2 separate regions of the Mus musculus genome follow, and region 1 is linked to region 2. A link is a loop called in an ENCODE intact Hi-C map of the cell type or tissue named here. Cell type or tissue: left cerebral cortex. All regions are shown on one strand.

What was found. Hi-C counts contacts between places; a loop is a spot of excess contacts. Peaks named below come from ENCODE experiments on the same cell type or tissue, not always from the same donor. Only the 100,000 strongest peaks of a DNase experiment are listed, where the experiment ranks them.
Region 1: a loop joins it to region 2, with 3.0 times the contacts of the local background. A loop is called at or near these places in 16 of 42 quality-filtered maps.

The regions. Positions count from the first base shown.
Region 1 is chr10:77,631,803-77,639,802 of GRCm38, forward strand. The region is part of intron 3 of Ube2g2 (ubiquitin-conjugating enzyme E2G 2); the gene reads left to right. It also overlaps the pseudogene Gm46236. Among named protein-coding and RNA genes, the nearest start is that of Mir1930, 5.4 kb to the right of the region's middle. In left cerebral cortex, no CTCF peak of the experiment used is centred here; DNase peaks (open chromatin) are centred at 3,073 and 4,927.
Region 2 is chr10:77,874,883-77,882,882 of GRCm38, forward strand. Tspear (thrombospondin type laminin G domain and EAR repeats) reads left to right here. Exons shown (of 12, transcript NM_001287074.1): 9 at 3-232; 10 at 6,180-6,367. Among named protein-coding and RNA genes, the nearest start is that of 1700009J07Rik, 15 kb to the right of the region's middle. In left cerebral cortex, CTCF peaks have their summits at 4,344 (motif pointing left) and 7,862 (motif pointing left); a DNase peak (open chromatin) is centred at 4,339.

The DNA of each region.
Region 1 (8,000 bases), 240 kb before region 2:
CCTGGGTCTTCTATAAGAGCAGCAGGTGGGCTGGTGAGATGGCTCAGTGGGTTAGAGCACCCGACTGCTCTTCCGAAGGTCCAGAGTTCAAATCCCAGCAACCACATGGTGGCTCACAACCATCCGTAACAAGATCTGACCCCCTCTTCTGAGTGTCTGAAGACAGCTACAATGTACTTACATATAATAAATAAATAAATAAATAAATAATTTAAAAAAAAAAAAAAAAAAAAGAGCAGCAGGTGCTCTTGACTGCTGAGCCATCTCTCTGGCCCTTCTAAAGGGCTTTCGAATAGTACAGATATGCAGTGAAGAGATCCTGGGCAAGGCCTGTGTACTTTGTAGCACATGGTGGATTCTTGTTCATCTTCCTGTGAGCTGCCATGTGCTGCTGTCCAGAGGCTTCAACCCCACCCTCTAGTACCACTCTCTTCTTTCTCTGATGCCTGTTCACAGTATGTGTGACTGACAGCCTGCATGGGAGCTCAGCTGGCCTGTCTGCTTAACCTTCTTGGCCTCCCCTTGTACATTATTTTATCAAGGTCGTGAGCCCAGACCCTTCAGGATGGAGGATGGTCTTAGCACCTATCACGGAGAAAGTTAAGTCAGAGAATTTCTTTATGACCCAATTTGACTGGTCTGTCTAAATGCTGAAGGCCCAACCCAGAAGAACAGCTTAGAAACCAGGAAGCTAGACAGAGAAACATATGTGTATGTTTATATGTGTGTGTGTGTGTGTGTGTGTGTGTCTCATAATATGTCCTTGCCATGGTGGATGAGCCTTAGATAGTGTGTGTGGCTTTCCTAGTAGGAAAAGGGCCCTCAAAGCGGCAGGTGAGCCCTCGGACCTACAGGAGCAGCAGCATTACACCTGAAGAGCCAAGGCTTTTGTTTCTTCTTCTCCCCTCCCCTCCTCTGCTTCTTATTTCCTGTTTGCTTTCTCTTGCATGCAGGTCCTGCATTGCTCTTGGTCCTGAGTGAGCTTATGGCTCCTAGCCCCAATGTAGATGCTGTGATATTTAACTTCTTAGAGTCACTTTGCTTGGAAATAGAAACCTGGGTTTAGGATGTTCGCTGATCAGACTCGGCCTGCTAAACTTTCTTCTTTCTACCTTAGATGCACAAGAAAATGAAGTTAGGTTAGTCTGAGGAAAGTGCATTCTATAATCAGTTTCTTGTTAGTGAATGCAAGTTTCAATTGGCTGTAGTGTTTCAGGTTGGATTTTATTGGTCTGGAGGACAGGGTAGGGAAGAAGGTTTGACTACAGGACTGTGAGCTCTGAGCAAGGAGGGTTTGTTTATGTCTGTGCTAGAGCACATTGTGGCCGTCCTGCCCCGACCCCTGCATACCCAGAATGGTGTGCGTGCTGTCAGAGCACTGCCACCTTGCATACCTGGAACCGTGTGCGTCAGGGCACTGCCACACCTATGCCCAAGCTCTTTCTGATTTTGAGCCAGGGTTTTGCTAAGTTTACTGGGCTGGTCTTGAACTCCTGTGGCCCAGGGATACCTGAACTTTTGATCATTTTTCTCAGCTTGCTGACTTGCTGGTATTACAGGCTTGGCACAGTTGTTCCTGAAGCCATGCAGGCTGGCCTAGGAAGAGGACTGGTCATTTCTGCCCTGTGAGCTTTAGATGATGCATGGAAGCTGAGTGGGAGTAAGGAGTTTGGTTGTCTTTAAAGTTTATCCAGGACCGAGAGCAAGCACCGCAGCCCTTATTTATTTCTCTCAGACCTTACTGCCTGCTGGGTCCCATTTCTTCTAAGTCTCCCGGAGTCTGTGTGCAGTGCGGTACAGTTGTGCCTTGTGGTTTTGAGGGCTATGTCCAAAGTTTCCGGTGGATGCTGGAAACCTTGGGCTGTAGCAATAATCACAAGAGCTAGTAAAATAGAAAAACTGGCTGGGTGTAATGGCACACACCTTTAACCCCAGCACTTGAGCGGCAATGGAGGCCTGAGTGTGAGGCCAGCCTGGTCTTCCTAGTGAGTTCTAGGACAGCCAGGGCTGTATGAGAGACATTGTCTCAAAAAAGAAAGAAAGAAAAAAAAATCAACCAAACAACTATCTAAACCCGCCCCCCAAATTTTGATAATATTCTATAATAAAATTTATTTAAATTTAGGAATCATTTCTGGAACTTGCTGATTCTAGATCACACTGGTGAAGCCAGACGGGAGGGATGATTCTGTTGCTTTTCTGTGGGACGATAGAGGCCTGTAGCCAGGGCTGCCCCAAGCCAGGGCATGGCTGTGGCCTGCCAGGTGGAGCTCCGTGTACTTTCTCTTACTTTTCAGTGCTGGGGATCAAACTCTGGGCCTCCAGCCATGCCCCCAGGCCTTGTTTGCTTTTAAAGAAGCAGGTGATCATGTGATCTGTGAACTGAAGCATATGATCATGTGATCATGTGTGTGAACTGATGTGTGTCCTGTCTATTTCATCTGCTATGTCCTGTGTCAACACAGGCACACCTGCACTTACTCGTATGCCATCAGCGGCGTGCCTGCCGTAGGAGCAGCGGTTGTTAGGAGGCCTGCAGAGGTCAGGGCACCTGATCAGTCTGTAATATTTGGAAGGTGGTGGGTCATATGCATCCATGGGTGTAGAAGCTTATTAAAGAACAGCTGAGCTCTCTTTAGTATGGATTTTTAAAAGTGCATTATTAAAAGTCTGTTAGCTATTACTAATTTTATATAAACAGCATAAAGTTAAACAAATATATTGAAAACCCGTCTTAAAAAGTAATTAGAACTGATTTTTGGGAGAGCACGTTTGTGTTTGAATAGGGCTTTTGCGTTAGTATGGAATTCCCCTGCTTCAAGATCTAGTGACTTTGTGGGTTTTGGTCCTGTTCCAGACCCTTCACAAAGAAGAGGCCGTTTACAAATGTTCTTAGAACATCTATCAAGGAATTAACTGTCCTCCTGTGGGTTTGTCTCACCCTGCTGTTCTGGCAGAGAACTGGCTGGGCTTTTATTCTTTGGTGAGTGGGGCCTCTCTTCCCTCAGATTCTCGTGGGTCTCTAGGGCCTCCTGCGTCCCTGGTATTTTTGGACACCGAGGAAGCCTGACACCTCCTGCTGGCTTTGCCACTGCCCTCCTGCATGGCCTGTCACTGTGGCTCTGCACAGGCTGAGCACTGGGGGTGGGCTTTGATGTCCGGGTCGTCCCGTGTAGATAGAGGCTTGTCAGTGGTTATGTTGTCATGGTTTCATCATGGAGACAAGTGCCAGAGACAACAACTTACTGTTTGTGAGAGAGGAAGCAGGAAGGGAGGAGAGGACTAGTCAGAAGAGGCAAGACACATCCTTCAGAGGCACCCTGACACTCCTGGGACCCATGTCCTCCAGCCCTCCAATGGCCTGGTCAGCTGTGTGCTCAGGGCTCTGGGAACCCTGCCAGCCGGGACCACGTCGTTTCCTTTTTTTTTTTTTTTTAATTAATTTATTTATTTTATATATATGACAACTGTAGCTATCTTCAGACACACCAGAAAAGGGCATCTGTAATTCCGTTACAGATGGTTGTGAGCCACCATGTAGTTGCTGGAATTGAACTCAGGATCTTTGGAAGAGCAGTCAGCTCTCTTAGCTGCTGAGCCATCACTCTAGCCTGGGACCACATTTTCAATACAGGAGCATTTGGGGGACAGGTCGGGTTCCCTGGAACTGGTGTTGCAAATGGTAATGTAGGTTCTTGGAACTGAACTCAGTCCTCTGCAAGAACAGCAAGTTCTCTTAATCACCAGGCCGCCTTTCAGCTGCTGTAGTGGTTTCCTTTAGTGCCCTGTGCTTTAGCATCACATAGAGCCAGAGGTTAGGGGCTTTCTTTCATACTTTCTTTACAAGCGTAATAACTGTATTAGTTACTTTCCCATTGTTCTGATAAAATACCCTAACAAAAGCAAACGGGGAGAGAAAGGCTTGACAGTCCGTGGTTGCACACTCCTTAGCCTTGTCCCAGCACTCAGGAGGCAGAGGCCAGCCTGTCTACAGAACAGGTTCCAGGACAGCAGAGAGGGAGCGGGGGAATTCTTTTTGGCTTTTGAGAACATAGTCCATTATGGTGGCAAGTCACAGCAGCAGGAGTGTGAGGTGGTGTTACACAGGATCACAGTCCGGAAGCAGAGAGGGGTGAGGGCTCCTGGGAAGTGTTCTGTCCCCATGTGTGCATGTGGACTGCATGATACAGTGGAGGCCAGGGGAAGTGCTTTTCTTGGGATTGGAGTTAGGATGGTGGTGAGTCACCAAATGGATGCTGGGAATTAAACCTGGGACCTGGAAGAGCAGCAAGTGCTCTAAACCACTGAGCATCTTTCTGGTCCTTTGCACGTTTTTTTATTTGTGTGGCAGTTAGGGTGGGTCTTCTCATCTCAGTTAGCCTGATTGAGATCAACCCTCCCAAGCAGACGCAGACGCTTACCTTCTAGGAGGTTACAGATTTTGTCAGGTTGACAATGAGTGCTAAGTACTCCAGTAGCATGTAGCTCTCCACATTTCCGTCAGTTAGTTTGTACTGAGTGAAATGTAGGAACGGAGTCAGCCTTCACTCTTTGCCTGTGACTGTCCTCATGCCTCAGGGCCTTTTGTTGAATTTCCCCATTGAGTAAATAATCTTGATGTCATTGTCAAAGGTCAGTATAGACCATGATACTGGGCCTTAGTTTTGGACATCCGAGGTCACTGCTCTGTGCCCGTCCTTATGCCATGCACTGCACCATCTGGTTGTTGTAGCTCTGGCCTTGTTCTTTCTGTTAGACTTCAGGCTGTTCCAAGTGCCATGAATGTCCATACACACAACATTTTCTGCAGGGTTCCTGTTGGTGTTTTGTGAAGTCATCAGATGAGTTTGTAGGATGTTGCTGCTTGAATAACATTGTAAGTGTGGGTGTTTGAGAACTTCATTCCCATCACTCATACCCACGCTACAATCTAAAGTTGCACACAGGAGAGCCTGCAGAACCGCAGTGCTCAGTCTTCTGGGAGAGGACATACATAGGCTGAAGGAGGCGCTTGCCTTTTTGCTTACATATGTCTGTATTTGAATACATTCCAGCATGAGTAAGGTTAGCATTTATGTAGGCAAGTGAATGCTGTGTTATTCTGTTAGAATTCACTGTAAAGTTCTTATAGTTGACAGACTTAGTGCCTTTCAAATACTGCACTTGTGTTTAAGATTTTTTAGCAGTGACTCTGTCTCAGACACCTAATGTCCTAAGTGTGGCTGTGACTCCTTATAGAGTTGACCTCGAATTCCAATGGAGCAAACCCTATATGTTACTATCCTGGTTCTAGCTGTGGAAGAAGCATTTAAATACCAAGAAGAAGGGTGTCCCTATCCATCCAAGTTGCTGGGACAGCAAAGGTGCATGTGGCCCCTTTTCTAGTCACAGCTTCCTATGGTGGTATCCTGTTGTTAACAAGGTCCTGGGAACAGACAAGTTTCTGATAACCCCTGTTGCCTAGCCAGCCAGTCTCATCAGCCTGGCATGTGGCCAGATGTGTGGTGCATGCATCCCCTTGTCGCATGTTCTGGGCCCTGGTGAGGTAGGAACAGCTGCCCAGGGTATAGAGGCAGAAGGTATCAAACAGTTTGCAGCATCAGGAGGCTACTCTGAGCCTCTGTCTTCCTGACCCAGGTTCACCTTGCAGCATCTAACAGTGAAAGGCAGGCTCTGGCTGGAGTTCCTTGTTTACATGTGTGTTGCTGGTATGATCTGAGGCAGCTCTGGAGGACAGGCTGAGTTAGGTAGTGGGCTCGGTCGGGCAGGAGTAACATGACAGTCCAGTCACTGTCTTCCACATGTGTTTTTCTCACAGACAGAGAAGCCAATGAAGCTCTTAAGTAGGCACCCATGGGCAGCAGGTTGCACAGTTCTCTGCTGCTATGCTGGAGATAGTAATGTAGCCAGAGTTTGCAGTCGGGGATGGAAGATGTTTGTCGGCACCAGTGATGGTGCGTGCTTTGGGTGTTTAGTTTCCTTTCTTGTTCTTTGGGGTGAGGATCTTTACTCCCAGAAGCAGAGAGTAAAACTTGTTCGAAAGCTCTCTTGGGCTGTTTCTCTGTTCTGGAGCAGGAAGCCTCTTTGTGGCATGTCCTACCTCTGGCAGGCATGCCCCTGCATAGTTTGCCACCTGCATACCTGTTCAGATGGCAGGCATGCTGGAAAAGAGAAAGAAACCCCAGTTTAAACCAGTAGTAAGCCTGAGTGTTCGCAAACAACTTTGCTATTTAAGATGTGGGCGCACTTGAGGAAATGTTGGGTCATGCTTCTGGGGCTGAGAACAACGCAGTAGACTTTTTTTTTTTTTTAATTTTAAAGAAAGCCCTATTATGAGAAACAAAGACCTGTTATCAAAGCCTTGAGCAAATGCCACGGAGCCCATTCCAAGGACACTACTCATTTTTCTCTCACTCTAGACTCAGAGGTGCCAGGTATAACGAGGCCCTACAGGGTATCTTCTCTATCACAGTACTTCAGTTTGTGTCTGTGTCTGTTTCTCTCTCTCCCTTTTGAGACAGGATGTCTCTGTTATGTACTCCTGGCTGGTCTAGAATGTTCCATATAGACCATACTGGATTCGAACTTACAGAGGTCTGCTTGCCTCTGCCTTTCAAGTGCTTGGCCTAATAGTGTGCACCACTATGCCTGGCTGGCCGGGTTACTTCCAGGATGGTATCTGTTTATCAACCTTCTGACTGCAGCTTTAAGGACTGCGTTGTGCAATCCCTTGCTTCCATAGTAAATAGCAGCAGGCCCCTTGACCAACTTTTCTTTTTAAGGTATCATAAAAGTTTATTTAGCAAAAAGTTTCATATGAAAATGTCCAAGCCTAAGTCTCTATCATTTGGACAGGTCCTTGGGGAGGGTTTCCAAGGCTTCTGGCATGATGAAGCTGTTTGCCATGTGACCCTGTTCCGATGTCACTCTGCTGCCCACTAGTTACTGCCTCCACATACTCACCAATCACAGATCCATAAAGGGATCAAAGCCCCAGTGCATCTGTGTGCATAAATGTGTGCCACCGTTTAACGTCAGTGATAGATCCTTGTCCATAAACTTCTTCAGTGGAGAGTGGGCTTTGCTCATGGTGACTCCTCAGTGGGCTCGGCTCAATGGTGAGGGGTGAGCCCCCTTGACCTCTTAATGCAGAAGGATGGGGAGCGCCCATAGGTGACAGTTACCCAGCCTTAGTGCTAGAGCGAATGAGCAAGCGAGCAACTAAGAGGACAGAAAGCTCAGGGTCCATCCAGACCCTGCAGGCAGCATGAGAGAGGAAAACTCAGCTGACCACACCCTGTGAAGGCGGCCATGCTGCTGCTTCCCAGGGCATCCTCTGCCCTGGCCTGGTGCCAGGGCCCCAGGGGACTGTCAGGCCTCCTGTCATCCCTCCAAGCAGGAGAGCTAGTCACTGTTGTTTTTGAAGTAGCACAGGATCGCTTTCCAGAGTCAAGGCTTGTCACTGAGAGAAACTTGGCTAACAAGACACTGCATTGTTCTTTCGAAGCTCTGGGTGTGACTGAAAATGAAATTAAAGCTTTTTGAAATTTTGTCTTTCTTAATCATGGTGATAAATAGCACAGCTGGTATTTTACAGATCTGTATGTATATCACTGTTCTAAAATAACCTATCAAAACTTGAAGCAGATTTGTAGTGCCAGTTTGTTTTTTGTTTTTGTTTTTGTTTTTTTGTTTTTTGTTTTTTGAGTGGGGGGGGTGAGACAGGTTTTCTCTGTGTAGTCCTGGCTACCCTGGAACTCACTCTGTAGAACAGGCTGGCCTTGAACTCAGAAATCCGCCTGCCTCTACTTCCCAAATGCTAGGATTAAAGACGTGTGCCACCACTGCCCAGCTATAGTGCTGTTTTTTTTTATGGAGATATTTCATCTGTGTGTGAGTTGCGTGCGTATACATGTACATGTGTGTGTGTGCAACATGCATGTATGTGGGGGCATCAGCCTCAGGACAGCTGTCTAGCTTGATTTTTGGGGTGAGGTCTC
Region 2 (8,000 bases):
AGGGGACAACCACAACATCGACAGCATGGTCTACAGGTGGAACCCCAGCAGCCAGCTCTTTGAAGCCAATCAGTCCATTGCCACGTCGGGTGCCTACGACTGGGAGTTCTTCACCGTGGGGCCTTACTCCTTCCTGGTGGTGGCCAACACCTTCAATGGCACTTCCACCCAGGTGCATTCCCACCTGTACATCTGGCTGGTCGGGGCTTTCCAGCTCTTCCAGTCGTTCCTGGTAAGGAGCCTGGGTTCTCAACTGCACAGTGCCATGGACCCCATGTGTTGTGTGTGATGTGTTTATATAAAGATAAAGAGAAGGGGGAATATGTTCTATGAAGCTGTGGTGAGATCTATACTAGATAGCAGAACCCTGAGCCTTAGGGCCGGCTGATTCCGTGCTGCACAGGAGAGCAGCCCCAAGAGTGACTCTGCTGAAGGAGGGGGAGGGACACAGCTGGAACAGTAGCAGAGGGCAGGGTGCAGAGGCAGAGACAGCTGGAAGCCACTAGCCCCCGGGAATCACCAAAGACACATAGAGGAGGGACTGGCTCAGCCCTGCTGGAGCTACAGGCTACCCTTATAAGCAGCACACCTCCCCCCCCCCCAAACTTCTCAGAACCCACAGAAGTCCACTTTCATGCTTTGCCAATGTCTTTCTTCCTTTGCTTAAATTCTTTCAGCCCTGGAGATGCCTTAATACATTCACTGTTTGCCTTTTTGCAATGTCATGAAACACGAGCTTTGAAGCAAACGAGACTGCATACCCTGTACATACCTGCAAGCTGTGGGGGATACACACCCACCTCTGCAGGGCGTGCCTTTCTGGAAGGGTCTGTGGGGCAGGGACTCAAACCTGGCAAGCTCCCATCCGTAGAGCAGGCACTCCCAGGGCACCATGGCTAAGTGCACAGTGGTTCAAAGGGAGACTCCAGGCATCAGGAATCTTAAAGCCTAGGGCCAGGGTCAGAGCAGAGACTGACTGCCACTGTGGAGTGGAGTGGTGCAGACAGAGACTCTTGAAAGGTGCTTTTCTTAGCCACACCCTCCAGGGTTTCAAGCGTTCCAGTAGAAATGCCAGAGACTTACTCTTAGAGCAGAGACTTCCATGATGGGGCCCTTGGTCCACTGCTCCAGCAGAATACCTGAGGCAGGGTGATTTGTAAGCAAAGGAAGTTTATTTGGCTCACTGGTCCAGAGGCGGGAAGCTTGAGGGCATATAGCCTTGGAATGAACAAAGTGCGTCCCTCCCTCCCTCCTAGGAGCTTACAGACATCCATACTGCCATTTCATACCAAGGATCCTAAAGAGCAAAGGGCAGACCCTCCCCATCACCAGGTGTTTACACCGGACATCAGAGCTCCAACCAGTGACAGTGTCCGGCCTTTTGCCCCAGATTGCGGGTCCCAAGGTGGTGATAGCAAGGCCAGGGCCAGCTTCCCATTCACCTGCCTGGATGGTTCTAGAGTGGGCCTTGAAATCAAAGTGTGCTCTGGGGACCAGACCAGGCTATGTGTCAGCAATAGATAGCTCGTGTAGCACACACAGGCCTTGGGTTCAAACCTTGGCTCTGAAAAAAAAATCACTCCACCACCAAGTAGAAAGCACACAGACCAGTCACGCAGCCTCAGAACCAGCTCTGGGCACCACGCAGGTGGGAATTTGCTTCTGAGGTTACTAAAGACTTTGATCTTGCAGCTGCCAGTGTTCTGTGGTTTGGGAGGCGTCAGTAAGGTTTGTGGGAGCAGGGCAGAGACATCAGCAGCTACCTGGTTCGCAGGAGTAGGTAATGACCTCATCAGATATGATGTCAGAATAACACTGAGTGAGTCCTGAAGGTCAGGACTGTTGCTCGCAGATACTTGCATGTGCAAGAGTGTGTGTTGCATGAACACATGTCCCCAGCATGACCACCCTTGGGGCCTGGCCATAAGGATGCCTCGCTGCCTTAGTTTCCTGGTCTGTGACATAGGTATGGTCAGAAAGCATCCCTCTCAGGCCACCAGCACTTGGGCGGCCCTTGGATGCTTCTGCTCTGGGCTATGTAAAGACCACAGCATACCCGTGACTTCTGCATTTACCCAGACAGAAACTGGCCCTGACCTTTGCTGGTTGAGAAGGCACCAGATATGGGGGAGACCTCTGTGGTCAGGCAAGAGCACATAGGGGGTCATCGGGAGTTGGTTAGGTAGTGCGCTGTGCACAGGGACCTCAGGAGTGCATCTCCTGGCAACCTTGGGTGCCTACTTGGCCTGAGTGCCCACTGTGAGGGGCCTCTGATTGACTGTCCTCCCTGGCAGCTGAGGCAGCCCTGGCTGTGAATTCTCCTTCCCTCCTCTCCTGGCACTCCTAGACCACAAAAACATCCTCATTCTCTCCATCCCCCCAGCCCCATCAAAGCCAGGCCCAGTCTTTTTTGCCCGGCTACTAATCCATTGATGGCAGCCTTTGTATCCTACCCACCCTAATGGGAGCTGTGGGATGCCAGGTGTTCCTGGCAGCAGCTCCTGGAAGTGCCATTATCCTGCCAAGGTACTCTGGTGGCACACACCCAAATGCTTGGACAGCAGGCAGCTCTCTGGGGGGAATTCCTCTAAGAGAGAGGGAAGGCATTCTAGCCCAGAGGGTATCTGACTGTCTGGGCTCCAGCACCAGGAGCAATCTAAGCTACAGCGCCCGATCTAGCCTGTGGCTGCCCTTTCACCTTTGAGTGGGAGGGGCTTGTAGTGGGGGTAGTGAGAACTTGGGGCCTGGAGGGGGTGGTCTGGTAGCTGGCCCTGGGAATCCTTGCAGCCAGTGACTAGTTAGCTGTGAGCCAGCCACCTGGCCAGCTAAGGGTTCCGAGATTGAGTTGACTGGGTCCCTGCAGGTCTCCACCAGTCCCTGTCAGACACTCCCAAGGAACCATGGACAACGTGAATCTTAGATAAATGAAAAGAAATTTTTTATAGGATTATATCCCAACTATTGTGAGGGATAAAGGGAGAATAGAATATCATTTCTCAAGTACTTGATATTGGGGGTTACCCACATTTTCTAAGTCAGCACCCTGGCCCTGGCCCACCTGGCTCAAAGAGAGGACAGGAGCTTGAGCTGCCTCTGAGCCCCACCTACCTGAGCACACAGCAGGCTTTGTGTCTCTCTTAGGGACACAGCAGGCTCTCCAAGAGGTGACTGAAGCCCCTGACCCAGCACCTGCCCAGTGGGGTGAGCCTCACATACCCCATGAGGAAGGACTCCTGACATACATTAGCTTCTGCCCTTTCTGTGCCCCAAAGCTGTCTCTGTCTCCCCATGGGCTCTCCATAGTGGCTTCCTTCACCTCTGCTCCCCACATGCTCCTGGTGTCCCTTTAGTTTTGCTTTCCTGAAACCCTTTCCGGCCTTCCCACCCACTGACTCCCTCTTCTTCCCCTACACTTCGGCCACTCTTCTGCACTGCCAAAGCTCCACCCCCAGCTCTGGGCTTCTGAGTGGCAGGAAAGACACTTAGCTGCTCCCTGGGGCTGGCCTGGCCCCAGCAGGAAGGTGACACCTCTCACACAGGTCCAGGAGAGCCTCCTGCTACCTTGGGGTGGCACAGAACAGCCATGACCAGGACTTCCTGTGCAACCTTCAGGCCCCATTACTGCAGGTGAGCAGACAGCAAGCAGTTCAGAGCTGAAAAGGAAGCCTTGGTGATCCTGAGGGAGATGCATACTGCATGGGTGTGTATATACATTCACACAGGCACCTGCCTATACACATGTTCAGACACACACTTTCAGGTGTGCGCATACATTTGTGTCTGTGCACACAGACATTGTGTATGTGTCATACACGTGTGTGGACATATTCCTGTGTATGTGCACACACAGATTCCTGTGCATATACATACATGTACACATGTGCTGTGAGCATGAGAGTGCACCTGTGTGTTTGTGAGTGTGTATGCCTGCAGGGATGTAACATGTATGTCATCGGCAGGGACTATTTTCTCAGCACTTAACTTACAAGAAACAATATGGTGGCATTCAGGGCACTACCTGTGTTCTGCCCTGCTTGGGTGGGGGTCTGGCAGTCTGAAGGTGCTGCGGGTTAACTGGAGTAGTCCTGGGACTGGTCCCAACAGTTGGACACAGCCCTGTGAGAAGGTAGGCTGATCCAGAAAGTCTCCGCCCTGCCCCAGGCTTTGTGACCCAGGGCTCCTGGACCTCTTGTCCTCCAGAGTCTCATCCCTCAGGTGAATCTTATGCCTCGCAGGCGTCTCAAGCTCATTCTGGATCAGTCTCCCAGCTGCCTCCTCTTTGGATTCCCAGCTGGTTCTTGCCCCACTACCTGGGCAGCTGAGCTCAGCGGGTATTGGCGCCCTCTGTTGTCTGTGGAGAGAATGCTGTTACGTTCTGCTGGCCTGCCAGACTGTGAACATCCAAGGAATAAGGCCTCTTGGGTAGTGTGCAGACAAGGAGTTAACTGACCTATACTGAGGGCAGGTTTAATAATAATAATAATAATAATAATAACAATAATAATAATAATAACCTCCAGAGGAAGGCTGTGAAGATGATTCAGTAGGTAAAGTGCTTATCTACCAATTGGTCCCTAGAACCCTGGTTAAAAAGTTAGGAGTAAGCAGGCCAGCGGTGGCGCGTGCCTTTCATCCCAGCACTGGGAGGCAGAGGCAGAGGGATCTCTGAGTTTGAGGACATCCTGGTCTGCAGAGTGAGTTCCAGGACAGCCAGGGCTACATAGAGAAACCCTGTCTTGAAAACAATAACAACAACAGTTAGGCATGTAGTAAGTAAACAAATGCTTGTAATCTTAAATTCTAGAGAGACAGAGAAGAGCGATCTCTGGGGCTGACCGATAGCTTAATTGATGAACCCCAAGTCCTACAGAGAGATCCTCTCTCAGAAAATAACAAAGCAAATGGTTACTGGGTGATACTACTTGAGGTCGACCTCTGACCTCCACACACACGTGCACACATATGTATGTATACCTGCACATATGAACACACACATGGAAATCCCAGAGCCATTTCCTACACTGGCTGTGCAAGATGCCCTTCAAGCAGGAGACTTCTCTGCTCAGTTGAAGCAAGGGCATGTGACTGACTTGTCTGGAGCACAATCTACAGCATGGCTCACTCTGTACCCAGCTAGGACAACCTGGATCAGCCCCAGGATAGCCTGCCTTGCTCAGAGAAGCAGCTGCTGGCTGTGTGGCTTGAACATTCCTGTCCTGGGTTCAGGTCCCCATTGTTCACTGAGAATCCCAACAGATGCTGGCCCAAGGTGTTATCCTGAGACATAGGGGAATCACCTAATGAACATTCCAGCAGGAATCAACTGTACCCAAATGCAGGGTTCACCCCTGTCCCCATAGGACTTGTGTCACTGGCTAGTAGACATGATGATTCCTTATAGCAGTTGCATGTGCTGTTTTCACCCTCAGAGGAGAGTTGAGCTTCTAACAATTAGCTGTTGGTCCCATTGGCCTCTGGAAGTTAGGTTCTAGCTTTTGCTTTGCTGTGTCTATATTCTGCTTTTAGTTCCAAGCCTGAGTTCTGTGCCCTCCACCTTCCTCGCTCCTGGGCAGCCTTTCTGTTGAGGCCCTGAGACCATACGGTGGCAGCCTCGGCTCTCAGATGGACAGTAGTTCCTGATCTAGCTCTTCCTCTTGCCACAGGCTCCACCCCTCACCTCCACAAGGCAGCTTCTTCTCTTTGTGTAGCTCAGGGCAGAAGATATAGACTTGAGCAGGAGCTAAGACTGCAGAGCCCCTGGCTGTGGCTTGGGGTTCCTGACCACTGGTAGAGCACTATCCTCAACCTTAGACCCCCATACAGGCTAGCATGTTCCTCCCTATGTCCTGGCCTCCTGTCCCTCTGTCTTCTTAGGTAGTCACATACTTACTAGGGCTTTCCTAGTGACATTCCCTCTTGCTCAGGGCCTCCTCCTGGACCAGGATTGTGAATGTCTCCAGCCCACTCCTTCCACCACCTCACACCTCATGGGACTGAGTGACCTTTGGAGCAAACAGGCAGAGGAACTCTGTTTTGGAGTCTTGGTAAAAGGATGGCAGCCAGGTGGCTTCGGTGGAAGAGCTGGCTCTAGGTCACCGGGCATAGTGGTGATGATATTAGTGGCTTGGGATGGGAGCCATCCTCACCGGGCCTCCTCCACCGCTTTTCATTTGCTCCAGACATTCGGCGCCGCAGACTGGGAGGTCTTCCACATTGGCGAGAGGATCTTCCTTGCAGTGGCAAACAGTCACAGCTACGATGTGCAGATGCAGGCACAAAATGACTCCTATGTCCTCAGCTCTGTTATCTACGAGCTGAACATCACCGCTCAGACCTTTGTCAAGTTCCAGGACATCCCCACCTGCAGGTACCAACCAGGTGGTTGCAAGGGCAGAGTGAGTTGATGGGTGGGTGACACAGGAAAGGCCTGCCGGGGTCATCCCCAACTTCCTCCCAGGACACTTATCCAGAGCAGGTAGACATGATAATGAGGACCATCGCTGTGGCTGGCCCTGTATCTGTGGCTGCTTTCTTCTTTCAAGAAAAGCCTAGGGGCTGGAGAGATGGCTCAGGAGTTAAGAGGACTGACTGCTCTTCCGAAGGTCCTGAGTTCAAATCCCAGCAACCAAATGGTGGCTCACAACCATCCATAATAAGACCTGACACCCTCTTCTGGTGTGTCTGAAGACAGCTACAGTGTACTTACATATAATAAATAAATAAATAAATAAATCTTTTTTTTAAAAGAGAGAAAAGTCTAGCGATGTGAGTTCCCCAAGAGAAGGCCCAGCACCTCCACAAGGAGAAATGGTTTGTCTGTCATGACACACGCATGAGCATCAGGGAGGTCCAGGACCTCAGACAGGTGTCCCCTCCCACCATGCGCTGCTAGATCCTGACCCACCTGCTCTGCAGGGCCACCACCTCAGCACTGAGAAGGCAGAGTTGTCCCCGCCCTCGTGGCGTTCCTCTGGGAGGACTCTCACTACCTCTAAGAAAACCTCAGCTGCAGCTACACTGTCCCGACAGTGACAGCCGAGTCACAGGGTTGAGCTTCAGGCTAGACCCAGTGTGGTTACCAATCTAGAATGCAGCAGGAACTGGGCTCTTTATTCCTTAAGAGCTATTAGAGATATTCGCCACCCCTCCTGAGTGCCAGGTACTCCTCAGCCTGAGAGAGAAAATACTGAGGGAATTTAGACTCTTCCAAGAAAAGACTCTAAGGCCAACAGTCAAGTAAATGTAAGGTTGATAGCTGTCGCATCACAGGTCACACAGGTACTGTGTGTTCATGGGGATGCACGGCTATAAAGATGCAAGGGGGATCATGGCAAGGCAGCACACAGACTTCCTGGCTGTGGTCCAGGAAGGTAAGAAAGGGAGGAAGGGCTTCTACTTGGGCCCACTCTTTGATTGACAGGTACCCACAATGTTTAGTTTTGACAATCTCACATATATATTTTTTTAATATAAAAATAAAAATAACACCTGGGACAAAGAACAAAAAGAGGAAATAGTAATAATGTCCAGCCCAGCCCAGAACCAATCTCAACAGAGCTGCCTGTGGGGCTCTGGACCCAGTGGCCCTTGGAGGGAGTCATATTGCCATACCAGACTCCCACATCTGGAGCTGGGAGTCTGCTGAGAGTTAGGTTTAGAATAAAGCACCCAGTAGGCCTTTTGAAAGAAAGCAAGTGGAACAAGAAGGTGGGATTGGGAATCCACTTTAGAAGAGCTGAAGAGACAGCTCAGTGGTGAAGAGTGCTTGCTGCAATACCAGGGGACTCAGAATTCAGTTTCCAGGTCCTGCACGGGGCAGCACTGAATCCTCTGTAACTCCAGCTCCAGGTGGAATCTGATGACATGCCCCCTTCTGGCTGCCATGGGCATTGCACTCACACAAACACTGGCACACATAACACATGCATGCACACACTTAAAAATGAAGATAGGCAGGGCGTAGTGGCTCACGCCTTTAATCCCAGCACTCAGGAGGCAGA